Regions from separate parts of the Homo sapiens genome. Here region 1 is linked to region 2. The links are chromatin loops, found by intact Hi-C in ENCODE. Cell type or tissue: gastrocnemius medialis. All regions are shown on one strand.

Evidence for each region. Peaks named below come from ENCODE experiments on the same cell type or tissue, not always from the same donor. Only the 100,000 strongest peaks of a DNase experiment are listed, where the experiment ranks them.
Region 1: a loop joins it to region 2, with 3.0 times the contacts of the local background. A loop is called at or near these places in 2 of 110 quality-filtered maps.

What each region holds. Positions count from the first base shown.
Region 1 is chr22:41,322,799-41,330,798 of GRCh38, reverse strand. It overlaps ZC3H7B (zinc finger CCCH-type containing 7B), which reads right to left. Exons shown (of 23, transcript NM_017590.6): 3 at 5,202-5,235; 4 at 4,881-5,078; 5 at 3,435-3,593; 6 at 696-776. Among named protein-coding and RNA genes, the nearest start is that of ZC3H7B, 25 kb to the right of the region's middle. RefSeq lists an enhancer at 6,153-6,653. In gastrocnemius medialis, a CTCF peak has its summit at 3,498; a DNase peak (open chromatin) is centred at 3,478; H3K27ac peaks cover 4,477 bases.
Region 2 is chr22:41,523,025-41,531,024 of GRCh38, reverse strand. ACO2 (aconitase 2) reads right to left here. Exons shown (of 18, transcript NM_001098.3): 11 at 7,747-7,820; 12 at 7,084-7,195; 13 at 6,057-6,179; 14 at 5,677-5,832; 15 at 4,572-4,763; 16 at 3,605-3,737; 17 at 3,003-3,124; 18 at 2,051-2,546. The coding sequence ends at 2,412. It overlaps POLR3H (RNA polymerase III subunit H), which reads left to right. Exons shown (of 6, transcript NM_001018050.4): 5 at 137-338; 6 at 1,689-5,226. The coding sequence ends at 1,742. Among named protein-coding and RNA genes, the nearest start is that of POLR3H, 17 kb to the left of the region's middle. RefSeq lists a silencer at 4,524-4,738 and enhancers at 5,711-5,880, 5,891-5,940. In gastrocnemius medialis, CTCF peaks have their summits at 3,923 and 4,124 (motif pointing right); a DNase peak (open chromatin) is centred at 6,967; H3K27ac peaks cover 7,684 bases.

The DNA of each region.
Region 1 (8,000 bases), 200 kb after region 2:
AGCTAATTTTTGTATTTTTAGTAGAGATGGGGTTTCTACATGTTGATCAGGCTGGTCTCAAACTCCTGACCTCAGGTGATCTGCCCGCCTTGGCCTCCCAACGTGCTGGGATTACAGGCATGAGGCACTGCGTCCAGCCCATCCATTCTCTCTTTTTAATCCTCCCATGAGCCCTCTGGGGTGGGCATAAATTATCTCCATCGTCCAGATGAGGAAACCAAGGTGGAAAGAGATGAACTAACTTGCTCAAGGTCACAGCAGAGACTCGAGTCACGAGTTTCCCTTGTGCAGCCTCCTGGCCCTCGGCAGGTACCAAATGAATCTATGTGGAACTGAACCAGCCAAACAGATACCAACACTTCAAATTTGCACCATATGGGTGTTGAGAACATAATGCTGAAGGACGCCAGTGTCAACTCAGGCCACCTCCAGGTGACTAAAGTCAGCCAGCACAGGGGAGGGAGTGGTTTTCAACAGTTGGAGTCTAAAGTGAGCTAGAAGCGGTGGCTGCTCTCTCCTTTTCCGAAAGGTTCCAGGGCTTTCAGCCAACAGACAAGGAAGATCACCTGCTGTCACTCCCCTCTGTCCTAACCCAGCCCTGGCCACCCTCACCCACCTTCCCCACGGAGCCTGGTCCCTCCCTTCAGACCTCCTCACGTCCACACCGACCCTCCCAGGGTCCCGAACCCACCTACCTGGGGCCTCTTATACGCCTTGCGAACTCGCAGCCCCAGTTTCTGGGCCAGCTCCTGACCAAGCTGAGTCACGCTTTCATCCTGCAGAGGACAAGACACAGGGCGGTGGGTCAGTCTGCCCGGGCTCACAAAGCTGTGCTCCTGGACACCTGTGCAGCCCTACGGAGGGAGGTCATAGTCACCCCATGTTATAGATGAGAAAGTGAGGCCCCAGGAGGTGTCCCTGGCTTGTCCAAGTCACACAGCTAGTGAGTGGTGGCACCAGGACCACCATCCCATGCTTCTGTTTTTCCTTTTATTTGGGGATGGAAAATGAATCATTTTGTTTTTATTTTAATATAATCTTTTTATTTCTAAAATTCAGCAAAAGTGACAATGTCACTGTAGAAGGGAAGAATGTTACAGGGACAGCAAGTGCTCCCTGGATCTCCCCCTTCACCCTAGGCTTCTCCAGGAGGGAATCACACTCTGCTGGGCTGATGTGTTTCCTTAGGGCTCTTTTCTAGGAATGCATGCATGCAGACCTATAAAGAATGCTTACTTCTGGCTGGGCACAGTGGCTCATGCCTGTAATCCCAGCACTTTGGGAGGCAGAGGTGGGCGGATCACCTGAGGTCAGGAGTTCAAGACCAGCCTGGCCAACATGGTGAAACCCCATCTCTACCAAAAATAGAAAAATTAGCCGGGCATGGTGGTGGGTGCCTGTAATCCCAGCTACCTGGGAGGCTGAGGCAGGAGAATCGCTTGAACTCAGGAGGCAGTGGTTGCAGTGAGCCAAGACTGCGCCGCTGCACTCCAGCCTGGACGACAGAGCAAGACCCTGTCTCAAAAAAAAAAAAAAAAAAGCTTAGTTTTGTTTTGTGGGGATTTGGGGATTGTCTCTTTCTTTTTGATTTTTTGAGATGGAGTCTTGCTCAGTCACCCAGGGTGGAGTGCAGTGGCGCGATCTCAGCTCACTACAACCTTTGCCTCCTGAGTTCAAGAGATTCTCCTGCCTCAGCCTTCGCGTAGCTGGGATTACAGGCATGTGCCACCATGCCCAGCTAATTTTTTTTTTTTTTTTTTTTTTTTTGTATTTTAGTAGAGACAGGGTTTCACCATGTTGGCCAGGCTGGTCTTGAACTCCTGACCTCAAGTGATCCACCCGCCTCGGCCTCCCAAAGTGTTGGGATTACAGGCGTGAGCCACTGTGCCCGGCCATCTCTTTCTTTTTTTAAACAGGAATGAGGTCACATTATATAGTTCTACAACTTGTTTCTATCGCCAAACAATCTCCTGCAACCCCCAGCAAGTGACGATACATACATGAGGCACAGGGTTGTAAGGCTCCAAGGAGGCAGGGCATAGAAAGCTTGTAACAGTGCCTGGACCACACTTAGTGATCACTAAACAGCAACCATCCTTCCTTCCCTTCCAAGGCTGTAATACAGAACATACACTACGTGCCAAGCAAGAGTGAGGGGCTAAGGATACCCCAGCGAACAGGGCAGATGGGCCCAGGCCTCATGGAGATTCCAATCTAAAGGGGGAGAACAGTCAGTGAACAAAGAAACAGGTGGCTACAAACTGGGGTCCAGGCACAAAAGGGCAAGGAAGACACTGTGACATCTGTGCACGTGTCTACCTCCTACCTCACTGACAATCTCCTAGAGGCCAGGGCCTGGGTCGGAGTCATCTCTGGTCCCCAGTGCCCAGCATGGAGCAGGAGCTCGGTCAGTATTTGCCCAACAAAGATTGGGAAAAGAGAGAGTTCCCTAAAGCAGAGCCAGGAGCCCTTAGTTACTTTCCCTGGCCATTTACTAACCCTAACTGGGTCCCAGCTCCTTTCTATCCGCTGTGGTGCGGATGAAACCTGCCCTGTCCTCCTCATGAGTAAGTACCAGTGAGACCTAGGTGTGGATCTGTTGTGGACACTCTAAAATGCTATATGGGTCAGGGGACCATGGTCATAAAGAAAGGCTTTTTTTTTTTTTAATAGACAAGCTCTTGCTTTGTCAAACTCAGGCTGAAGTGCAATGGTGCAATCACAGCTCACTGCAACCTCCACCTCCTGGGCTCAAGTGATCCTCCCACCTCAGCCTCCTGAGTAGCTGGGATCTCAGGTGCGTGCCATCATGCCCAGCTAATTTTTTTTTAATTTTTTGTTGAAACAGGGTCTTGCTATGTTGCTCAGGCTAGTTGCAAACTCCTGAGCTCAAGTGATCCTCCCGCCTTGGCCTCCCACAGTGCTGGGATTACAGGCATGAGCCACTGTGTCTGGCCAAGAAAGGGTCTTAATTGTGAACTAAACAGAATTAGCAAAACAGGCACACGCCATCATGCCCGGCTAAATTTTGTATTTTTTGTAGAGATGGGGTTTTGCCATGTTGGCCAGGCTGGTCTCAAACTCCTGACCTCAGGTGATCCGCCTGCCTCAGCCTCCGAAAGTGCTGAGATTACAGGCGTGAGCCACTGTGTCTGGCCTCATCATCTTTAAAATGAGAATAATCACAGTATCTGCCTCTTAGGGTTATTGCCAGTATTAGGTGAGTTAATACACACAATGCATCCTAGCAGTGCCTGGCACCCAGTCAGCGCTCAGAGAATGGGAGCTAGTGTTAACATCAGGATCTGCATGGCCATGTCACAGGGGAGGAAGTGAGACACAGAAGGATGTGGTGGCTGGGCCCAAGTGAGGGCCGGAAGGTCAGAAGCCTGGCCTCTGAGCAGGCACCGGCGTGGCTGCAGAGCCACACTCACGTGGGGCAGGGCGAGGGAACACCGGCTGCTGCACTCGTAGGCCTCCTTGTGGCGTCCCAGTTCATTGAGAGCGCGTGCCTTGCGGAACAACGCCCGGATACTCTCACTGTCCAGGCCCAGCGCCTTCTCGCTGTCCTCCAGCGCCTTCTCATACAGGCCCTGCCAGAGAGGAGCATGTGGTCACTGGTCAACACCTGTTACCCTCCCTCCCCCAGGCCTCCTGCCCCTGCCTAGGAAGGAACACCAGCTTCCCTTCCTGGCAGAGACAGAGGAGCTGAAGTCTTGGGTCAGGGACAGGGCTCGAGGCTCCAGGAGAGAAGGAAGCACTCTGGTGTCCAGACTCTGATCAAGGGTGTCTGTGTGTCCAGCTGATGGGGCTGCAGTGGGCACGGGCAGGATATTGCAGGGAAGGGCCTGAAGATCTACAACCATGAGCCCGGCCACTCAAGCACGTCTATTTCCATCTCTGCCTTTGGTTGGGAACATGATGAGCTGAGAGTAACAATGGCATCTCTAAGAGGCAGTGAGACCATGAAGGCAGCTCTGTGTGCAGAGTGTACAAGGGTTAACCCTGAGGCATCCAGGAGCCATTTATCCAGAAGAGTTCGCTGGATGGCAGAGGTGTCATGGGGTCCTCTAGAGAGCCTGCAGCAGAGCCTCCCACAGGATCTCATGAACCTGAGTCAGTGGGTGCACAGGACAGGGAAGAGGAGGAGGCTGCAGCTCTAAGGAGGAGAGGAGGAGGAGGAGGAAGGCACTGAAGTCCGCAAAGAAACAGGAGGCTGAGGCTATGGGAGAAACAGTGAGGAGGCTGAGGCTATGGGAGGAACAGTGAGGAGGCTGAGGCTATGGGAGGAACAGTGAGGAGGCTGAGACTATGGGAGGAACAGTGAGGAGGCTATGGAAGAAACAGTGAGGAGGCTATGGAAGAAACAGTGAGGAGGCTGAGGCTATGGGAGGAACAGTGAGGAGGCTACGGAAGAAACAGTGAGGAGGCTGAGGCTATGGGAGGAACAGTGAGGAGGCTGAGGCTATGGGAGGAACAGTGAGGAGGCTGAGGCTATGGAAGGAACAGTGAGGAGGCTGAGGCTATGGAAGAAACAGTGGGGCCGGGAGGGAGGAGCAGGAGAAGTCAGACTCCCACCAAGGCCCAGGGTCACCCCAAGATTCTAACTTACTTCATCTAGGGCAGGGCTAGGGCTAGGGCATCAGTATCATTTTTTTTAAAAACTTTTTATTATGCATCCGTACTTTTAAAAGCTCTCCAGCTGAGCATGTTGTACAGTTGAGATTAAGAGCCACGAGAACAGACAATGAAATTCTGAAAGCAGGCTGGGAGGAGGCTGGCCCTGGTCTACAGGCTCACTGGGGTATGGGCCTGGCTCGACTGGGCATCCAGGGGATCAGGGCAGCAGAGGAGGAGAGAAAAGAGGGTGCCAGGCTCACCATGGTGAAGTAGCAGGCGGCCCTATTGACATGCAGCTTGCACAGCAGCTCCCGGGGCAGGGCCACCTGGTCAGAGGCAGCGTAGTCGGCCACGTTCAGCCCTTCCATGTACTGCACCAGAGCCTGCTTATAGTCCTTCTCCCGGAACAGATCATTGCCCTCAGCAAACAGATTCTGCACCAGCTTGAGCAGAAAGGCCTGTTGGGGGCAAGGTGTGTAGGGGGCTCATGACCTCTGGCCCCAGCTCTGGCACCCGGCCCACGCCTCTCCCCTGCACATCTCCGCCCTTCACCTTTGCTCAGCCTGGCAGCTGACACTCACCTCATATTCTTCTTGCTTTAGGGGTAGTGTCGACCTATCAGGAAAAGAAAACACGAGGCCTGGGTGAGCCCGGCGGTCCCAGCTTCATGGAGGTCCAGAGCTACTCCTCCAACTCAGACCTCAGCCATCACCTTGTGGACTAGGGTGAACAGACTGCGGTTTTCTTCTCCTAAATCATTGCCATGCAGGCCTTCCAGTTCTGATGGAAGGACCTGCATGTTCCTTGGGGCCAGACAGCCAGGTTTTGCCAGGTACAGGTGTTGAGAAAGAGCAGACTGACCCCAGCCCCACCTCCAGCCTGGCCCCAGTTCCAGCCCCACTTCCAGCCACAGCCCCAGCTCCAGCCCCAACCCAGACAGCCCCAGCCCCAAGCCAGTCCTAGCCCAGCTCAGTTCCAGCTCTACCTCTGGCCCTGGACCTAGCCCCAGTCCCTGCTGCTGAAAAAAACAGCCATCCTCTGCTGAAAAAACCAGCCCTCTCCTAAAGGAAAGCAGGCATTCCAAGCCCTTTCTCAGTTACATGAGGGGAAGGAGGGAGGAGCCACACTTGGGCCTAGGAGGCCCCCAGGACTGGAAAAGGACAAGAGGAAAATCAGACTCTGGCCAAGGCAGAGCGGGGGAAGGCTCCAGCTGCAGCTGAAGGCCAGGAGGAGAGGATGGTGCAGGGGCTGCTGCAGCAGGAGTGCCAGGGACAGGAGCAGGCAGGAAAAGGCAGGAAGTATGAGTGTTGTCAGGGAATTAACACCTAGAACAGGCCTTGGGAAGGACCACGCCCCATCAAACCAAATCCGAGACCACAGGTCCACAGACACTGAGGCACCGGGAGTCCACCTCAGGCCCCTCCCCTGCCCAATCCCACATAACACACGCCCCACCCAATGCCAGGTCTTCACTGAGCCTGTCAGTCCCTCATGCTGGACTCAACAAATCATTCTAGGTGGGGTCTGGGCACCTGCTCCCTCCTGTGGCTAATGCTCCCTCAGTATGAAAGAGGGCATCAGCCCAGGAGAACTGAGGTTCATCTCTCCAATGGGCTCAATGGCCAGGCTGGAAGGGAAGCTGGGCTTTGTCTCCCAGTCCTTCATTCCACAGAGGGAAAAACAGACGCTCAGAGTGGCGCAAGGACTCGCCCAAGGCTGCTTGGCAGGAAGGCATCGGATGCAGGGCTGGGGAGATCTTTCCGTTGCCTGGAGATGCTGCCAGCACCTGGGCAGGAAAGAGTGGCCTAGGCTAGTGCGTGAGAGGTGGGCAGAGGCGCAACGCCAGGAGGGCTGTGTATGCACATGCGTGTGGAAGGTGTCCCCAGTTGTGACATCGGGGCTCACCAGCCCACCTCTCACTTGCCTCCCCACTGTCTGGGCCCCAGACCTGCCCTCCCTCCCCATACTGCTGCAGTGTCTGTCTCCTCTGTTGCCCCCACTAAAGACCCCATCACTACCTTCCTGGCCTCCTGCCTCCAGCCTACCCTCTTCCAGCATCAACTCTACCTTTCATAGGTCATGCGGTCCTAAGACATCTTTTTTTTTTTCCAGACAGAGTCTCGCTGTGTCGCCCAGGCTGGAGTGCAGTGGCCCAATCTCGGCTCACTGCAACCTCCACCTCCCGGGTTCACGCCATTCTCCTGCCTCAGCCTCCAGAGTAGCTGGGACTACAAGCGCCCGCCACCACGCCTGGCTAATTTTTTGTATTTTTAGTAGAGACAGGGTTTCACCATGTTAGCCGGGATGGTCGGGATCTCCTGACCTCATGATCCGCCTGCCTTGGCCTCCCAAAGTGCTGGGATTACAGGCATGAGCCACCGCGCCCGGCCGTAGACATCTTAAGGTCCTCTGCAAGCTGGGGCCAACCCACCTGTCCCAATTCACTTAGGGCTCTCAGGACGTGCTAAGCACATGAAGCACACGTGCACCAACACAGCGTAGGAGGAGTGGGGCAAAAATAGCGGGACTGATGTGAAAAGCAGTGAGTCCCACTGTGCTTCCTGCAAAGCCTTAGGAGGCCAACAGACGGCTTCGGGGAGGCTGCCTTGTAGCTGGGCCTTCCTAGAACGCCCCTTTGGAAAGGAGAAGGAGGGGACGAGAGTGAACATTTACCCCAAGCACCACCTGGTCCCTTAACCTTCACAATGACCCCGTAGGGGAAATGGGAGAACTGGGCTGGGAATCCAGCTCTACAGACATCAGTGACTGAGGCTGGGGACACAGAACTCTTCTTATGGAAGACAGCAGTGGCCGGAGTCACCTTGTTCACCAGACTGGCCTCTGAATAAATTGGAACACTTCCCCAAAATCAAACCCTCACTCCCCAAAATGGGAGAGGACCTGCCGCCCATGAAGAGAGATGAGCTAGCAACCGCTCTGATGAACAAGTCTGAGGAGGGTTTGCAAACTCCCAGCCATGGCAGCAAGGTGGGGTTGGACAACAGCCCAGGGAAGGGGTGCTGAACTTGGGGCCATGCTCTAGGTGCACCCAAAACCCCTAATCAAATCAGCCCAGCGCAGGACACCCTCCAGAAGCGGCCAGGAAAAGTGACTGCGTTGTGCGCTGAGGAAGGAGAATGTGTTGTGTCAATATGAACACTCGCTCTGTGAGAGCAGCATGGATACCGAGGGCGTGTGAAAAGGGACCCAGTCTGCGGTGACATGGGTGAGAAAAGGCAAGGGAGTACGCTGGGCACAGCAGCACGCGCCTGCAATCCCAGCTACGTGGGAGGCTGAGGTAGGAAAACTGCTTGAGCCCGGGAGATTGAGACCTGCCTGGGCAACACAGGGAGACCCCATCACAAAGAAAAGAAAAGGCA
Region 2 (8,000 bases):
GGACCTGCTTTTCCTGTGACTTCCCAGCCACAGTGATCTCACCCTGAGATTGGTTTTTCCTGCGGGGTCGGGGAGTGGGTGCTGAGGGAAGCCCCTCCCACTATCTGGTTGCTGCCTTGACCCTGGACCCCCTCAGCGACGAAGCGGAGCAGGTGTGGGTGTGGGAGTACGAGACGGAGGAAGGAGCACACGACCTCTACATGGACACCGGCGAGGAGATCCGCTTCCGGGTGGTGGACGAGAGCTTTGTTGACACGTCCCCCACAGGGCCCAGCTCAGCAGATGCCACCACTTCCAGTGAGGAGCTGCCAAAGAAGGAGGCTCCGTACACGCTTGTGGTGAGTGGCTCTGATGGTGCTGAAGCCCCCATGAGGCGGGAGAGCCGGAGTGCAGGGCTGGAAGCTGTGTCCTGGGGCTTCTGCTCTGGGATCTCCCCCAGCAGGTCAGGGATCCTGTTTGGGGGGTCTTGGCTGGTCACTTCTCCCTGGAGAGCCTGAGTTTCTGTAGGCCAGGGCTGTGAGGCAGTAAAGGTACATGGCTGCTGGTGGGGTGGGCGAGTCAGCTTGCAAAGGGGACAGAGCTCACGGTGGACAAGACCACTGATAAAGCGGCTTTGAGGCCAAGTGCAGTGGCTCACATCTATAATCCCAGCACTTTGGGAGGCCAAAGTGGGAGGATCGTGTGAGGCCAGGAGTTTGAGACCAGCCTGGCTAAAAAAGTGAGAAGTTGTCTCTATAAAAAACAATTAGCAGGGCATGGTGGCGTGCCCTGTGGTCCCAGCTACTTGGGAGGCTGAGATGGGAGTATCCCTTAAGCCCAGGAGTTCAAGGTTGTGCCACTGCATTACAGCTTGGGCAACACAATGAAATGCTATCTTTAAAAAATTGGGGGGTAGGGAGGGGTTTGAGGGAGAAAGAAATCAAGGAAGGGGCTTGGGAGAGATCAAAGCCCTGAGATTAAGGGTAGGGCTGCTGGGGCACAGTGGCTCACGCCTGTAATCCCAGCACTTTGGGAGGCCAAGGTGGGCGGATCACGAGGTCAGGAGATTGAGACCATCCTGGCTAACACGGTGAAACCCCATCTCTACTAAAAATACAAAAAATTAGCCGGGTGTGGTGGCGGGCGCCTGTAGTCCCAGCTACTTGGGAGGCTGAGGCAGGAGAATGGTGTGAACCCGGGAGGTGGAGGTTGCAGTGAGCCAAGATCGTGCCACTCCACTCCAGCCCGGGTGACAGTGCGAGACTGTCTCAAAAAAAAAAAACAACAAAAAAAAGGTAGGGCTCCCTGTAGGAGCAGCATTGCAGCAGTGAAATAAAAGGGAGGGCTCCGGGGAAGAGTGGCTTTCAAGGCTGCTCCCTGTTGGATGCGTCTGGAGCATGGGCCTTGTGTTTGCTCAGCCTTCCTGCCACGATTAGAACCTAGGTGGCCCTGGAGGGCAGGCCTAAGGGTGAGGAAGGGTCCCTGACCCTATCAGGGCCTGGAGTCCCTGGAGAAGGGTCTGCGCCCTGCGTGCTGCGTGCCCGTTGGGAGCACTGCTGTGGCTCCCACATCTCTCCAGAGCCTCTTGGCTGCCGTGTGCCCCGCCTCTTCTTTGCCTGTGCTGGGCCTGCTGGGCTCCCTTCACCTCCTGTCCAGGTTGGTTCAAGCCAGCATGTCAGTGAAATGTGCGTGTTCTTTATCCCTGGCAGGGATCCATCAGTGAGCCAGGCCTGGGCCTTCTCTCCTGGTGGACCAGCAACTAGCCCTGGGGCTGGACAGTGGACCCTACCAGCCTGCGGGAAGGTGGTATGGCCGGCTGTGAAGACAACAGCAGCTGAGGCCGATGCTAAGGAGATAGTGTCTCGAGCTGGACAGTGAGGCAAGGCCAGGAGTGCCCACCAGCTTGCCCCGCTCCTCCACCATCTAGGCCCTGCTCCTCCTTCACTGCAGTGATGGATCCATCTGTGGCTGTGGCTGTTGGGCCTCCACTGACCTTGACTGAAAAGACCCTTCCTGGACCCTGGACTTGACAACAAACGGCACAGACACCAATCACTCACAGAACAGTCACTGGTTTTGGATTCTTGTTTTCCTTGCAAGAACAAAAGGTTCTCTAGAATCCTTCAGCCACCAATGAAATGATCAGGCAGGAGAAAAACTTTAGATGGGAGTCTTGTCATCAAAAATAAATACAGTTGCATGGAGCTGCTTAAGATCTGAACCAAACTCAAAATAGGAAGACGGGGGCTAAAAAGTTATTTTAAGAACCCCCCCACCACAACCACAGTCACTCCGTGGGCTAAGCGGGGAGCAGGAAGCATGTCTGGTCACACCATCTTGGAATAGGAAGCCATGGCTGGACGGATCGGATCCACTGATGGCACACGTGGAGCTGAACTTGACGCCAGCGGCGGGGCGGGGAGGCACTGCCCTCACTGTTGCAGTTCCTTCATTCTGTTGAGGGCACTGCCAGCGCGGAACCACTCAATCTGCGTCTCGTTGAAGGTGTGGTTCAGGAGGATGGTCTCCTGGGTCCCGTTGGGGTGCTTGATGATGCACTTCAGGGGCTGCAAGGAGAAGGTGGGTGTGGGTGGAAGTGGTGGGTACTGTGTGCCCTTGGCCCCGCAGGGGGGTCAGGGAGACAGGGCACTGCCTGGGGACCTAAGAGGTCAGCAGGCAAACCAAATCCTAGGCCAGTCTGTGCCTGATGGCCCAGGTCAGACCCAGGTGGCACCTACAGGGGATTCCTGGGGCCCAGAGGGTCCTGCAGTGGGTGGGCTGTCCCCTGAGTGCCAGGTCCTGGTGAGTAAAGGGAGGTTGGGGAGGTGTGAGGGCCCCGGGTTGACTCCAACCCCCAACTCTGAGAAGCCACTTTGCTTTCTCTGTGGGGCCACCTGGAGAACTGGGGGCCTTTCCAGCTGGAATGAAGCCTCCTGGGAGAAGCTACCCTGGGGCCAGTGCAGGAGGGGAAACAAGGTGGCTGCCCCTCACCCCACCACCTCAGGGGGACCCGGGCCCCTAACCTTGCCAGGGGTGAAGTCCTTCAGGCCCTGAATGGTCAGCTTGTCCACAGGGTGAATCTTGTTGTAGTCAGCCGGGTCAGCGAAGGTCAGAGGCAGCAGGCCCTGTTTCTTCAGGTTGGTCTCTGGAAAGCAGGCGGCATTCGGTCATCGGGGGCCTGACTAGCCTGGAGAGCTTCATTTTCTGAACCCATCTGGGGCTCTGGGAGATGCCCCTAATCCTGCTGCCTGGGACAATGCCCGGGCAGTGACTATGGGGCCCTGGTCTGCTCCCTTTCACTAGGGGTGCCCCTAGCAAGTGTGCGCTGGTGCTGAGGTCTGCGAGGCCTTCCTGCTGCACATTCATGATCAGAAAGAACCCCCTGGCACATGTCCTAGATCTCAGCGGCTCAGATCTACAAGCCTGGAAGCAGGGCCTGCGGGAAGCCGGGAAGCTGAGCGTCGGATGTGCACTGTGTGAGCCTAAGAAGGGGCAAGAGGCTGACGGGCCTGTGGGCTGCAGTGGACACAGCCTAGAACCAGGCCCAACTCAGCCACGGGCAGGGAGAGTGACCTTGATCACTAGGGATGGGATGAGGATGGCCTGGGTACAGACTCCAGCTCACCGTGGATCCTGGCAAAGCTCTTGGTGATGATGGCCCGGCCCCCAAGGTGGCGAGGCTCCAGAGCTGCATGCTCCCGGCTCGAGCCCTCGCCGTAGTTCTCGTCTCCGATCACCACCCACCTGATGCCATGTTTCTGTCAGGCAAGCGGGGGTAAGGTTATAAGGCAGAGGAGGGCACCGTCCTCACCTGTCTGGCCCTACCTGCCTGGCCTCACCCACCTGGCGCCTGGGCATCCTGAGGCTCCCGGTAAAGGGGCTGGAGGGGCCCTTCCTCGCCTGCTGCCTAAGGGCAAGTGAAGCCTGCGTGAATGAGACCCAAACGAGGCCCCGAGGGGACAGAGGCACGTGGTTGTTTGCAGTGGCAAAGAAGACAGAAGCCACCCATTGGTGCTTGGCAGAGGCAGGTGTGTGTGGAGGGAGGTTGGGTGAGACAGGGACGGCCTCCGGGCCCCACACAAGATGCATCTGTGAAGCTCAAGGCGCCCCCTTCCTGGGAGCACCCTCTGCCCCACCCAGCCACCAGGGGGTGCCAGAGTCCTTTCACCCGGCTGGGCCAGGACTTGGGTTCAGCCCTGGTTCTGTTTGTTTCTCAAAGCAGAAAAAGTCCAATCACCTCAGACCCTCTCTGCCTGCTCACTGTGAGGCCCCGTGTAGCCCCCTCTCTGAGCTTTTGGCCTCTGACTTCCTGAGTCGGCCCCCTTCCTTGTCTTTGTCTAGGGCCAGATATCCTAAGATATCTCTCACTAACTCCTCCTGGTGCAGGGACCCGGCTGTACCACCGGACCTGGGCCTCATGCCTTCTCAGCCACAGGGAGGGGCTGCAGGCCTCTCCTCCCTTCCACAGCAGTCCCCTTTGGGCTTGGTCGGCCTCCTTCCCAGTTTCCACTCCCCTAATGTCCTCCCTGCACCTGCCTTGCAGGCCCCTTCAGGAGTGACCACTGGCATTGCCCCTATCAACTCTGACCCACCTTGTAGTAGCGGGCAGTGTCAGGGACGGGGCCAAACTCCTGAGTGACGGCATTGCGCACGGAGTTGGCCTTGCCGTTTTCAATGTTGATGGCACCAATGAGCAGGTTGTTGGAGATGTTATCCAAGTGCCCACGGAACTTGAGCCAGGGGCCAGCAGCTGAGATGTGGTCAGTGGTACACTTCCCTTTGACCTTGGGTGGTAAGTAGAGAGGACAGAGGTCAGGGCATGGCCCTGGAGGGGTGGATGACAAGCCCTCCAGAGGCAGGCAGCAGGCCCCGGGGCCCAGGAGGGGTGACAGAGGGGTGAGAGGCAGGCAAGTCTTCAGACACGTGTTCTGTGGTCCTGGTGCTTCCACCCTAAGGCCACATGGGCTCAGGCCAGGCCTTCATCCCCTCAAAGGCCTCTGGCTGCTCAGTCTCCCTTATGGGGCAGAGGCCGCCCAAAGTTGGGACAGGTCAATGTTCGCTCACCCTTCAGGCCTCAGCTGCAAGATCAGCCACAGACCTCATGCTGGACACAGGAGCCCAGGACATGCCTGGGTCCTGGCTGATGACTGATTAGTCTCTTCTGTCACAGGGGTGCCTGGAGACCCCTTAATAAGCAGCATAAATAAATATCTGACACAGATTGGAGGCCTCTGGCCACACCAAAAAGGCTTGTTTTTGGTCGGTGCCAAACACAAGCCATCCCATATCCACGGGTGCCCAACTGTGGGGGCAGGAGTTGTCCATGGCTTCCAGAGCCTGTGTGGACGTGCCAGGTGTGGAGCCTGCTGTGCAATCACACACACTGTCCCAGCCCAGCCTGAGCTGTACTCACCTGCCCACACCCACTGGAGGTGGCTCTGATCAGCTGCTGCTGGATGGCTGAGGGCCCCAGACGGAGGCTGGCCAGATCTAGCTCTGCCCAGTTCGGGGCCACAGAGAAGGGGGACGCTGGACTGCGTTGCGATACCCTCTCTGCTCTGCAGCCAAACCTCCCTTCCATCTCCCACCTGCGTCTTGACTGTGCTCACTTCCTCCAGGTTCATGGCCCTTCCCGATGCTCAGGGGACGGGGGGCCCTGGCAGGGTGGGGCTGTCCTGCCGTCCCCATGCTGCTGACCTTGATGAGGATCTGCAGGTCCTCCAGGTCCTTGCCATCCCACTTGTCAAAAGGCTCCAGGAGCTGCAGGCGCTGGCTGGTGGGGCTCACGTCCACATGCTGCCCGCTGCTGTCCTTGGGTGGGTGCTGGTAGGTGTCCTGCCCTGGGTCAAACTCCTGCAGCAGGGAATGGGGATGCGTGGGGTGCTGAGTCCTCAGTTCCCACAAGGACAGACTCTCAGAAGGCAAGTTTCCTCGGGCCCCACCTCCCCTCCCAGGGAACAGAGCTGCTTCCTTCTCACTAGCAGCGCCCTCCCTGCCTGCACAGGAGGTGCTGTGAGGTTGAGAAGGAAGTGACGTGGCCACACAGCAACCAGCAAGCAGGGGGCGTGGGCGCTCACCCCTTTGGGAAGCTCATCTGCATCCGGAGCCTCCAGCCTGAACTTCTTGCCATCCGTGCCCGTCAGGTAGTCGGTCTCTGGGTTGAACTTGAGGGTTCCCGCAATGGCCAGGGCTGTGACAATCTGAAATGGAGGTGGCCAGTTTGTTGGTCAGCACCAATTGCCACTCCTGTCTCCTGCACCTACCAAAAGCCTAGGCCAAAACTGAGAAAGGAACCCAGGAAATTTCCATGTTCTTCCCAGACCCCTGTGTTCCTCAGAGGCCAGAGCTGCAGGACGATCTTTGGGACCACGGGGCCTTGGGCCTGCAGAGGACTCAGGAAGCCAAGGGCAGTGCGGCCTCTCCCATCCCTGCAGGGCCGGGCCGGCAGTGCTGTTCTCTCTCCTCACAGCTATCCTGGAGGGAGTGGGGGCCCTGGCGCAGAAATGCTGGTATGATGCAAACCTGCTCAGTGCGCAGGACACTAAAAACATGGAAGGAGCCATTCCTTCACCCATTTAGCAAGACATATTTGTAGAACACGCAGATAAACAACCAAGTCAAGAGAGCCTGGCCATGTGCCAGTCACGGCCAGGGCTGAATACCGCCAAGGGCAAGGCTCACTCTGGCCACGGGAACAATGGCAAAGGCCTCGCTTTTGTGGAACTCCTACCTGGGGTTGGAAACTGCATGTGTCCCACGCACTTTCCCAGGTAATCCCGAGGATTACGGGGACACAGAGAAGGTAAGTGACTTGGCCACACTCATACAGCGAGTTAGAGGCAGGGCTGGGATGTGTCCTAGGCAGTGAGTGAGATTCCAAATTCCATGCTCATAAGCACAAACCACTGTATAAATATCTCATAATCCCATGACCCAGGGAGCCCCAGGCAGGAAGCACCAAGCATGCGCCTGAGGCTGGGAAGGCCTGTAGCTCCTGGCTACCACTTGGATGACCCCAGTCCCCATCTCCTTCTGCCTCCTCCTCTGACCCGCCAGGGACCCCCAGAGGCCATCCCAGGCTTGTGCGCAGCTGGGCAGTCTCACCTCTGGGGACGTGACAAAGGCATGGGTCTCGGGGTTTGCGTCGTTGCGGCCCGTGAAGTTCCTGTTGTAGGAGGTGACGATTGTGTTCTTCTCCCCCTTCTTGATGTCCTTCCTGCCAGGTCAGAGGGATCAGGGTTAGGGATATCTGGCCTTGTCACCTGGCCTGTCCCGAGGACAGATAAGCTGGGTTCCTGTGGCGCAGCCCAGCCTAGCTCCTACCGAGGGAAAATGAAGAGGCCCTGCCAGGGTTGCCTCCTCCTGGGGCCACGCGCAGAGCAGAAGGGAACCTCAGGATCACTGGGCCCAGCCTGCAACCACACGTAAGCCAGAGGCAAGGCCTTGGTCAAGGCCTGAGTTTCCTGACCTGGGGCACTGCCTCCTCCCAAACGGCTCCTGCTGTGTCCGTCAGGGTGAGGCCGCGCTGGCTTCCTCCTGCCAGCCCAGGCTTCAGCCAAGTTGCCCCCCAGTGCCTCTGCAGGGCCCTTCCTCACCCAGCCCCTCTTCCCAGGCATGTCTGCCAGAGGCTTCTAATGGGCAAGAGTCCCTGGAGCTAGAGACCTTGGCTGGAGTCTCTTCTCTCCACCCCAATAATTCCCCCTCCAACTTCTGGGGCTCTGTACCCTGTGCACAAGGGGCTGTCTTGTCAAAAGATACGCCTCTTACCTGTCCCACTGGCCAATGCAGGGGCCACAAGCATTGGCCAGGACAATGCCACCCAGATCCCTCAAGATCTGTGCCTGCCAGGGAGAGAGGAAGACAGAATGTCAAGGGTGGGTGAGAGTCTGATGGGAAGGGGTGATGTGGTGGCTGCAGGACGAAGTGCTGTACTGGAACCCCAGGGCAGCCACTGGGACCTGCCCCAGCCCCGGCCCAACAGGCCTCTGGGCTTGTGCCGCCTGGAGGCATTACTCAGCATG